2 separate regions of the Homo sapiens genome follow, and region 1 is linked to region 2. The links are chromatin contacts, found by Hi-C or POLR2A ChIA-PET in ENCODE. All regions are on one chromosome and are shown on one strand. Each heading gives the region's core, a stretch centred on a gene start or an enhancer-like site at or near the end of the contact. The rest is flanking DNA. Distances are from core to core; before and after follow the strand shown. Region 1 has its middle 41 kb from the start of LINC01714. Region 2 holds the start of TNFRSF9 (TNF receptor superfamily member 9).

Evidence for each region. Hi-C counts contacts between places; a loop is a spot of excess contacts on that map. ChIA-PET counts read pairs that join two places held with the same protein, here RNA polymerase II (POLR2A). Pooled maps may share reads with other maps.
Region 1: a pooled map shows a loop between it and region 2 (2.5-fold over the local background). The contact joins the enhancer-like site here to the promoter of TNFRSF9 in region 2. A Hi-C loop is called at or near these places in 6 of 50 pooled maps. POLR2A ChIA-PET finds 5 or more read pairs at or near these places in 2 of 52 experiments (H1 and OCI-LY7).

Annotation. Positions count from the first base shown.
Region 1 is chr1:8,165,182-8,170,282 of GRCh38, forward strand. No RefSeq gene overlaps it. Among named protein-coding and RNA genes, the nearest start is that of LINC01714, 41 kb to the right of the region's middle. RefSeq lists enhancers at 528-822, 1,768-2,441. Within about 2 kb of position 2,135, at least 4 of the 41 ENCODE cell types and tissues checked have a DNase peak (open chromatin) inside an H3K27ac peak, as active enhancers do.
Region 2 is chr1:7,939,430-7,944,786 of GRCh38, forward strand. TNFRSF9 (TNF receptor superfamily member 9) reads right to left here and starts at 1,410. Exons shown (of 8, transcript NM_001561.6): 1 at 1,355-1,410; 2 at 466-649. The coding sequence starts at 565. RefSeq lists a silencer at 3,114-3,253.

The DNA.
Region 1 (5,101 bases), core at 885-3,384, 230 kb after region 2:
CTGCAACCTCCACCTCCCGGGTTCTAGCGATTCTCCTGCCTCAGCCTCCCGAGTAGCTGGGACTACAGGCATGTGCCACCACCCCTGGCTAATTTTTTTTATTTTTAGTAGAGACGGGGTTTCACCATGTTAGCCAGGATGGTCTCGATCTCCTGACCATGTGATCTGCCTGCCTCGGCCTCCCAGCTAATTTTTTTATTTTGTAGAGACGAGGTCTCGCTTTGTTGCCCAGGCTGGTCTTGAACTCCTCCCCTCGAGTGATCCTCCTGCCTCGGCCTCTCAAAGCCTGCTGGGGATTACAGGCATGAGCCACTGTGCCCAGCTGGGGCTCTTCTCTTTCTAAGTTTTCATAGAATCGTACTCCCCCATCCCCTTTATGGTTGGGGTGGCCATTTGACTTACTTTGACCAATGCAATCTGAGTGCAAGTGACGTCTGTCACTTGGGTGGAAGCTTGCTATGATTTGGCTCTGTATCCCCACCCAAATCTCATCTCGAATCGTAATCCCCAGGTGTCAGGGGAGGGACCTGGTGGGAGGTGATTGGATCGTGGGGGCTGTGTCCCCCATGCTGTTCTCATGGTAGTGAGGGAGTTCTCACGAGATCTGATGGTTTTATGATGGCAGTTCCCCTCCCCCGCCCCCCACGCTTTTCTCCCTCCTGCCACCTTGTGGAGAAGTTGCCTGCTTCCCCTTCAGCTTCCACCATGATTGTAAGTTTCCTGAGGCCTCCCCAGCCATGTGGAACTGTGAGTCAATTAAACCTCTGTCCTCTATAAATTACCCAGTCTCGGGCATTTTGTTAATAGCAGCATGAGAACAGACGAATACAAAGCTCTAAGAGCCAGCGTGCGTTTTGTCCTGTTTCTTCCCCATGCTGCAGTGGCTGTAGGAGTGTATGACAGATAGAGCCTCCCTCTGCCTGGATGACTCTGCCCATGAGAACCTTCTGGATCATACTGGACAGACCGTGTAGAGCTTGAAGGTTGTGTGGGCCCATGCCTGATCTAGCTTGTCTAACCGACAGTTCTATGGGAGTTCACTCAGCACAGGATCTGGAGTGGCTGCTGCAGGGGGTGGGGCTGACCCAGGACCTGAGGATGAGGGGACGGGGTAGGCACAGGGTGGAGGAAGGGTGGGGGCCAGAAACAATTAGAGTCAGGTACCTGCCACCCCCTGGAAGACTTCAACTGAGATGGTTACTTGCAAAGACCACGATCCCACTCAGCTTTTCTTCCAGGGGTAAAACTGCTTCAAGAGTAACCATTACTCAATCTCCCTCTCCAGGGAGATATTCCATTATTGAGCATTTTATTATAGTTCTTGGGTGAATCTGGATTTCTCGCTCTGTGTCTTATGTTTCTTTGAAGTGAATCCAGCAGTAACATATCCCTGCTCTTTTTGGATCACACGATGATCCAATTCTGGTGCCCAAGTGAGAGAAAAGGAAAAAGACAGCTGGTGTGTTTTTGGCAGGACTCCAGTGTAGCAATGGCCAAGGCTTCTCAGAGGGAATTATGTTCTTGTCCAAAGAGCCACCTTTGAGAAGGGGGTGACGGTGTCACCCTGTCTATCTTATGCACGTCCAAGTGCTCACCCATGAAGCTGGACTAGAGATTGAAAAGCACTCCACGCCTGGGCGTTGTGGCTTATGACTGTAATCCCAACACTCTGGGAGACTGAGGAGGGTGGATTACTTGAGTCCAGGAGTTTGAGACAAGCCTGGGAAAATGGTGAAACCCCATCTCTATTTAAATCATTATTTATATATATAAAATAAAAAAGCACCCCACATCCCTTTATTGCTGGAGATCACACTGTTTTTGGTAACTTTCATTGTCTCACTCTTTAGAAGTAATGACATGAATCATTTTAGTGCCAGTGCGAGTTAATTTACCAGCGTGGTTTCAGCATTAAGGCATGGACTGAATTTCAGGAAAATGCTTGTGATTAGCATCGCTTATTGCTATTTTACTTGAAGCTAAAAGATAAATCAGAGAAACAATATCCCAGTAAGGGCCCCCAGCAGGCGGTCCATCCTGACGATGACAGAGGGGGAGGAGGAACAATGGCTACACTTTACTCTGAAGTGGCTACATCACCTTTTTCTGGGCCAAGAAGCCCAGGTGCAGATGTTTTCTCTGCAGGGAGTGTGCTGAGCTGGGTTTTGTGGGCTGCAAACTCCTATCAGAAGTTGATAAAGTTCTGGGCCATTGGTTCTTAGCTGATTGGAGAAGCATTTCATAAGCTTAGAGTGTGAAACACCTAGAGATGAGTCATCCATATGGGCCAGTTCCCCTAAAAAAAAAAAAAAAGTCTCTACTGTTGTAAGCACACACACACACACACACACACACACACACACACACACCTTAAACTTTATCAGGGTCTCAAGTAAGTGATGAAATCGGATGTGAGTGGTGGCTCACGCCTGTAATCTCAGCACTTTGGGAGGCCGAGGTGGGTGGATTGCCTGAGGCCAGGCGTTTGAGACCAGCCTGGCCAACATGGTGAAAGCTCGTCTCTACTAAAAATACAAAAATTAGCTGGGCGTGGTGGCAGACACCTGTAGTCCCAGATACTCAGGAGGCTGAGGCGGGAGAATCACTTGAACCTGGGAGGTGGAGGCTGCAGTGAACCCCGATGGTACCACTGCACTCCAGCCTGGGTGACACAGCGAGACTCTGTCTAAAAAAAAAAAAAGACAGAATCAGATAATGTGTGGACAAGCCCTTCCCAAATTACAACCAGAAAGTGAAATCTGACAGAAGGGAAGAACAGGACAGCCCTGGGAGCTTCTAGTCATTGGAAGAGACCGGGGCTGCATGCAGATGGGGACCCTGTTGACAGCAGCCCCTGCCTGCCATGCTGAGACCCTGCGTGTGTGAGCATCCCCAGCTTGGTGGCTGAGCCATCTCCTTGTACCCCAACCACAACCTCCTCTGTGGCTCCAGTCACATCCTGTCCCTTCAGAAGGCCACTCACAGGACATGCCCTTCCTGTGGTGACTGGTCACCTTATTCATGAAGGAATGACTGAGGACATGACTGAGGTGTAGCAGAGTCAAGCTACACCGTGAGTGTCTGTGGGCACTGCAATACCTTGGAGCTGCTGGACTCCTGAACATTGTCTAAATCATCTTTCGCAGCCATCCATCTTCTGCCACATGGATTCCAGTTTCCATTGTGAGAAAGGGGTTCAACGAGCCATGGCATTTTCCACCAGAGGGTCAGCATCTGGGCCTCTGTTATTTTTCCTTTTGAGGCCCAGTTTTCTTGAAAACGAATAAAACTTACAGCTCTTAAAAATACCTAGGATGGGCTGGGCGCAGTGGCTCATGCCTGTAATCCCAGCATTTTGGGAGGCCGAGGCAGGCAGATCACGAGGTCAGGAGCTCAAGACCAGCCTGACCAACGTGGAGAAACCCTGTCTCTACTAAAAATACAAAAATTATACCGGGCACAGTGGCTCACGCCTGTAATCCCAGCACTTTGGGAGGCCAAGGCGGGCGGATCAAGAGCTCAGGAGTTTGAGACCAGCCTGACCAACATGGTGAAACCCCGTCTCTACTAAAAATTAGCTGGATATGGTGGTGCACGCCTGTAATCCCAGCTACTTGGGAGGCTGAGGCAGGAGAATTGCTTCAATCTGGGAGGCGGAGGTTGCAGTGAGCCGAGATGGCCCCACTGTACTCCACCCTGGGCAACAGAGTGAGACTCCATCTCAAACAAAAACAAAAACAAAAATGAGCCGGGTGTGGTGGCACATGCCTGTAATCCCAGCTATTTGGGAGGCTGAGTGGGGAGAATCACTTGAACCTGGGAGGCAGAGGTTGCAGTGAGCCAAGATCACACCACTGCACTCCAGCCCGGCCAATAAGAGTAAAACTCCGTCTCAAAAAAATAAAAAACAAGAAAAACCTAGGATGGGCCGGGCATGGTGGCTCATGCCTGTAATCCCAGCACTTTGGGAGGCCGAGGCAGGGGGATCACTTGAGGTCAAGAGTTTGACACCAGCCTGGCCAACATGGTAAAACCCCACCTCTACTAAAAATACAAAAATTAGCTGGACATGGTAGCAGGTGTCTGTAATACTAGCTACTCAGGAGGCTAGGGCAGGAGCATCACTTGAACCTGGGAGGTGAAGTTTGCAGCTAGCCAAGATCGCGCCACTGCACTCCAGCCTGGGCCGCAACAACAGCAACAACAAAATACCTAGGATGCAGCACTCTTCATGGATTTAATCTAATTATCATGTGAGATGAGTCAATGATCATGAATTGTAGGGGTAAAGAAAATGAGTCACAATGAGACCATTGGTGATGGGTCAGAAGGGGCTCCCTGGTTTCACCCTCCACTGCCCTGGGGGGTCCACGCTTCCCCTTGAGCTGTGGCTGGGTGATGCTGCCCTCAAAGGCCAGCTGTCATGGGCTTTCCCCACCCCGACCCTGAAATTTCCCCCATTTGTCTGAGCTATGGCCACCTTACTGGCTCAGAAGTCAGGCTACAATACTGCAATGGAACCGGGTGATGAAGTGTCATAAATAGTTAATACAAATTCTGCCAACAAGTTTGGGGTTAATAGCCGATCTTAAAATGGGTAAGGGAAAGAAAGGGAGAGGGAGGGAAAAAGGAGAGGGAAGAGAGAGAGAGACAAAGAAAAAGAGAGAGATTTTCTGGCATTCATCCTAAGCATTTCAGCCGTAAACTGGTTTAGGCCAGTGAGACAGGATGTTCTGCAGAGCAAAGATCACGTGACCACACAGTGCGAACAAACAGATGGTGTATCATTAACAAACTGCAACGCTGCATTTCCTAGTCTCTCCAGGGTGTCAGTGACCCAGGCAATTTAATTAAAAACATTAAAAAAAAAAAAAAAAGTGACAAGGGCCAAAGTTTCATCCTGTTTAAATTCAACTTCATCAAAAAAGTGGAGGGGCTATCCCTTCCATGAAACGTCCACATATGAGCCCCTCAGGGAAGTGGCACCAACGTGTAGGTCAGTGGCACAGTCAGGCCTCTGGTCAGTGGCCATTGATCCAGAAATGCGGCCAGGGCATGGCCAGGGCAGGGGCAGCTCCAGGACAGAGACCAGCTCGCCTCC
Region 2 (5,357 bases), core at 160-2,659:
TATCTTGATTGATGTAGGAGATGAATATGACTGGATCCAGGAGGACATCAATGTCCTACACTAAAATTTAAATGCGACTGACCGTCCCCACTCTGTTAAGCCCTTTACTACGCGCTTACTCGCTGCTATGCCCCCAGTCGGAGCACAAAGCCCTACACACAAAACTAACATTTATTGAAGTCTTGCCTTGTGCCATGCACTGTTCTAAGCCCTTCATTTGATCCTCCCAGCCATCCTATAAAACAGGTTCTCTTATTATCCCCAGATGAGAAAGTCAAGGCACAAGAGGTTGAATGACTTTGCTGTGTTCACACAGCTAGGTTGTAGCATCCAATAAACATTTGTAAATGAATGAATTTTCATTTTCCTTTCCTTAAAAGGGAGCTCGTTAGCCCTGACTACTAGACTAACTGAACCATACTTCCAACAGAGCAGATCAAATGCACATGATAACTGGGTACTCACCAGCTGGGCAGTTACTACAAGGATCCTGCAATGATCTTGTCCTCTCAAAGTTGAGGACCAGCAACAGAGTGGCTACTATGTTGTAACAGCTGTTTCCCATGATGAAATCTGGCACAGGTATGATACTAGCAAAGCTGATTCCAAGAGAATTTTAATCAAATTAGCTGGTCTCACAAATGTCACTCTGCAAAAGATAAACATTTCCAAGGAAAGGTGGTTTCTCCTTTCAAAATTATCTATATTGCAATCATTACTTATACAATTCTATAAGAGGATAACTCAGGGTTTTTCAGGAACAATTAATGATGCAATATTACGGAAAAGTAGCAGATTCATAGAAACCACTAGGACAAGGCAGGCGTGATTAAACACACAGCTTTGTGCCGGTTTGCCAAAGTTTGAGGGTGCATTTTCCATCATGTTCTGCCAAAATGCAGAAATAACAATAGCAAGAACTTTTGGGGACTTTCATAGGTACTTTGCAGTACCAACCAGCAATAATGCCAATTACTTATTGCCCCTGAAATAAACTCCTTACAAAGAGAATCTGTCAGGGGCATCAGACAATTCAGTTCAAGAAGAAGCTATCACATAATCACTCTTCCCCCTTTAGCTGAACACCTAACTACTAACATGTGGAAAGACCTCCCTGTTCAACTCACTAACACATTTTCTTAAACAGAGACATGTTTTGAGATGTGAAGTTTGTATGGTAACAAAACTAAGGAGTGAAAAACTCTTCAGGCTAAGTTATTGATGTTTATTTAAAGGGCTATTGAAGAGAAGTTATTACATATTAGGAGAAAAAGTCTAGAAATGGGCAAAGGGAGCAAAAGTTCCAATCTCACCCCTTCTCAGTGCCCCCACCCACTCCCCCAGATGGACAGACCTTGAGATCTCAGGGCTGCCGGAGAACTTTCCACTCCTTGGTCTTCAGGCTTCTGCAGCTCGAGAGGACTTCAGGTCAAACACAGGAGTGCGGTGACTCAGCCAGGGGCGGGGTCTCATGGGAAATTCCCACCACAGCTCTGTGACAGCCCTATGAAATCATTCATTTCATATCTGCTGACCCCGAAATCCCCTAGAGCCCCCGTCCCTGCCTGATAATGGCACTTCAAATTGCTTCTTGGAAGCAGCTCTCTACTGTCAGGATGTGTCACAGATGACGCTGGGAAAACGATTTTGTCCCTTAAGATAGCTCTCCAGGACAAAGCATTTAGCATGTCCTTAAAACACTGGATTTGAGATTAGAGGAATGAAACCAAATTCAAAACAGTGATCAGCATTTTGCCATATGCGGTCCCCTAACTCCATAGTCACTGTAATGCAATAGCTGCCATTACTTGAGCACAGCCGATGTGCCAGGCATCAGAGATGCACTGCGGTGAATACACACTATCCTCGAAAGAACCCTAGAACTTGGTATGACTGCTGTTGTTACTGGGAGAACACTATGCAAATGAGGAAAGTGGGGCTGCAAGTGGAATTAGAGCGTCAACAGGACAGGGAGCAGGCAGGGTTGGAACCCAGGTCGGCCTGGTCCCTTATCGTGCTCCTCCGGGCATGGGTGACAGAGGGAGGAAGGAGGGAGAAATGGAGGGAAATGGAAACAGGGGAAGCACAGCAGTCACACGGCAAGTCAATGACCAGGACGTGGTTCGGTGAAGCTGAGAGCTAGGAGGGATTTTTAGAAAACCATGATTTCAATTTTTCTTTAAAAAAAAAAAAAGGAGAAAGAGACCAGGCGCGGTGACTCATGCCTGTAATCCCAACACTTGGGAGGCCGAGGTGGATGGATCATCTGAGGTCAGGAGTTTGACACTAGACTGTCCAACATGGCAAAAACCTGTCTCTACTAAAATTACAAAAATTAGCAGGGAATGGTGGCGGTGGACCCCTTTAATCCCAGCTACTGAGGCTGAGGCAGGAGAATCGCTTGAACCTGGGAAGTAGAGGTTGCAGTGAGCCGAGATTGCGCCACTGCACTCCAGCCACAAAAAAAAAAAAAAAAAGAAGAAGAAGAAGAAGAAGAGGAAGAGGAGGGCAGAGAAAGCAGAAGGAAAAAAAAGTACAGTAAGAGGAGAGGAGGAGTATAAGGAGAAAGAAGAGGGAGAAGAGGAGGAGGAGGAGAAAAATAAAGAGAAAAGGAGGAGGAGGAGGAAGAAGAAAAGAACAGAAAGAGAAGGGGAAGAGGAAGAGGAGAAGGAAGAATGAGGAGGAGAAAGAATGAGACGGAAGAATGAGGAGAAGGAAGAGTGAGGAGGAGAAAGAATGAGAAGGAAGAATGAGGAGAAGGAAAAAGGGGTGTTTCTGGAGGAGGAGGAGGAGGAGGAGGAGGAGGAGGAGGCGGCTGCTCCAGGCTGTAGATGAACCTGCCCATCATTGAGCAGCTGGAGAACCTCAGGAAAACCAGGGGAACTGTGGCTGGGGCAGGCGTGGGCTGGGGAAGGACATCGAGAGTAGCTTGGGCCGTCCTCCTGCCCCGCGGTTCCCAGCACGAGCTCTCCCGACAGAAGAGGAAAACGCGGCGCGACTCGGTTGGGGGACAGCGCTGAGATGCGGACAGATGCGGACGTTCTGCCGCCGCCTGCAGGCAGAGGGACTCGGAGATCAGGCCGCAGAAGCAGAAGAAGGCAGACGGGAAGGAGGAGGAAGGAAAGGAGCCTTGTGGCTTCGTGTCCGACCCTCCCGCCCTTGGCCCGCGTGCCTGGAGCCAGCCCCACCGCGCCCGCGTTTCCTCCCGCGGGACTTCCCTTGGCCCTGGGTCTGCAGCGGGTCCTGCCGAGCTTCCTTCCCTCAGGCAGCCTCTCTCTCCCTGGCCACTCTCGGGGGTGAGGGGGGTTACCGGTTCCCAGTGATTTTTATTCCCTTTGCTCTCTCACGCCTCATGTTCCCCATTCTCCTGCCTCAGTTGTGTAATCTTGAGCAAATTTCTCAACCTCCCTAACTCTGTTTTTGCAAGCACATCTTACAGGTGCAGTGACACCATACATCTTCCTCGTGAGTGAGGATTAAATGAGACGATGAGCATGAAATACTTAGCTCAATGCTTGGCACATAGTTCTCAAGAAAGTAGGAATTGCTATGATCAGACTTACTGGTTTGAAATGTTCCTTCCCTGCCTCCCACACTGACCATCAGTAGAGCCACCACAGGGCAAGTCATGACAGAAAAGGAGAAAAACGCATGAGCTGCCTGCAAAATGTGTTCCCAAATACTGACGGTCATCTGAGAGTTATCTTACCTGTGACATCTGTGGGATCCCTCCTTGCCCCACTTTGGCAGAAATTGGCTGAATGTGAGAGTGTCACACCATAAAAATCGGACTGCTGATCCCCTCCTAACACTTTGAAAGTCACCATCTAACCAAGTAATCTCCTTGTTTACATGTGGTACTCTGTTTAACATTGCAGTGTGACATTTAACTGGGCCATATTTCATTTAACTAAATGCTACTCACTAGTCTACGTTTTGGACATTCTGTAGGCAGAGACATTACTTCCTCTGAAAGTGACATATTTAGTTTCCCAGCACAGTAATTAGCTCACTATTTCAGGCTTTTATGCCAGTAACATAAGAGTCTTTACTGAGCTAAAAGAGTCTCAACATTAGTTTTGCCAGCCCACAGTTAAACAAAGTCAACCACTTCAGAATTCTGCTACTGAAGGCTATGCTCAACTTTACTCAGGCGTTTAAAAAATTCATGGCTGGGAACAGTGGCTCACACCTGTAATCTCAGCACTTAGGGAGGCTGAGGCAGGAGGATCGCTTGAGCCCAAGAGTTCAAGATGACCTGGACAAGATGCCCAGACCCTGTCTCTACAAAAAATACAAAAATTAGCTGGGTGTGGTGGCATGTGCCTGTGGTTCTAACTACTTGGGAGGCTGGGATGGGAGGATTGCTTGAGCCTGGGAGGTCGAGGTTGCAGTCAGCCATGTTTGCACCTGTGCACTCCAGCCTGAGCAACAAAACTAGACTGTCTCAAAAAAAAAAAAAAAAAGAATTCATGTTACTGCATGCATTTTTGTGTGGTATAAAATCATCGTAGTAAGCTAAGTCAAATTATATAGTTAACCAGATATACATACTATCTAAGCTAGCCAAAGGTGTAATACTCTTTTGGTATAATTTTCATTTGCTTTATAACATGTATCATATTGCTTTATCCATTGTAGCCCTGTAATCTTTCAAATGCAACAAAAGCTTTTTCTATTCCATAAAACCATCTCAAACTAAATCAGAGATGACCCCGACAAGACAGCAACACTTTAGCAGTATTAATAATATTAATAATATGTTTCATCCATCCTAAGCAGTATTAATAATCTGTTTCATCACATCCTAAGCATCTCATTCTAAACCAAGAAATAGGCCGGGTGCAGTGGCTCATGCCTATAATCCCAGCACTTTGGGAGGCTGAGGTGGGAGGATCACAAGGTCAGGAGATCGAGACCATCCTGGCTAACATGGTGAAACCCCATCTCTACTAAAAATACAAAAAAAAATTAGCAAGGCGTTGTGGCAGGTGCCTGTAGTCCCAGCTACTCTGGAGGCTGAGGCAGGAGAATGGCGTGAACCCGGGACACGGAGCTTGCAGTGAGCCCAGATCGTGCCACTGCACTCCAGCCTGGGCGACAGGGCGAGACTCCATCTCAAAAAAATAAATAAATAAATAAAATAAAAAAAAAATAAATAAATAAATAAACCAAGAAATAGATTTTATTTCATTTTGATTGACTATAGGTCTAATCTTGAATATCTCAAGCAGCTAAATACTTTGAGGCTAAATAGCATGAAGGCCCAACAATTCTAAACAGGATAAAGGAGACATTTAGAAAGAGAAAGCCCTCAAAATAAGCTTCCTATAAAATATTCTTCCGCCCTTCCAGGG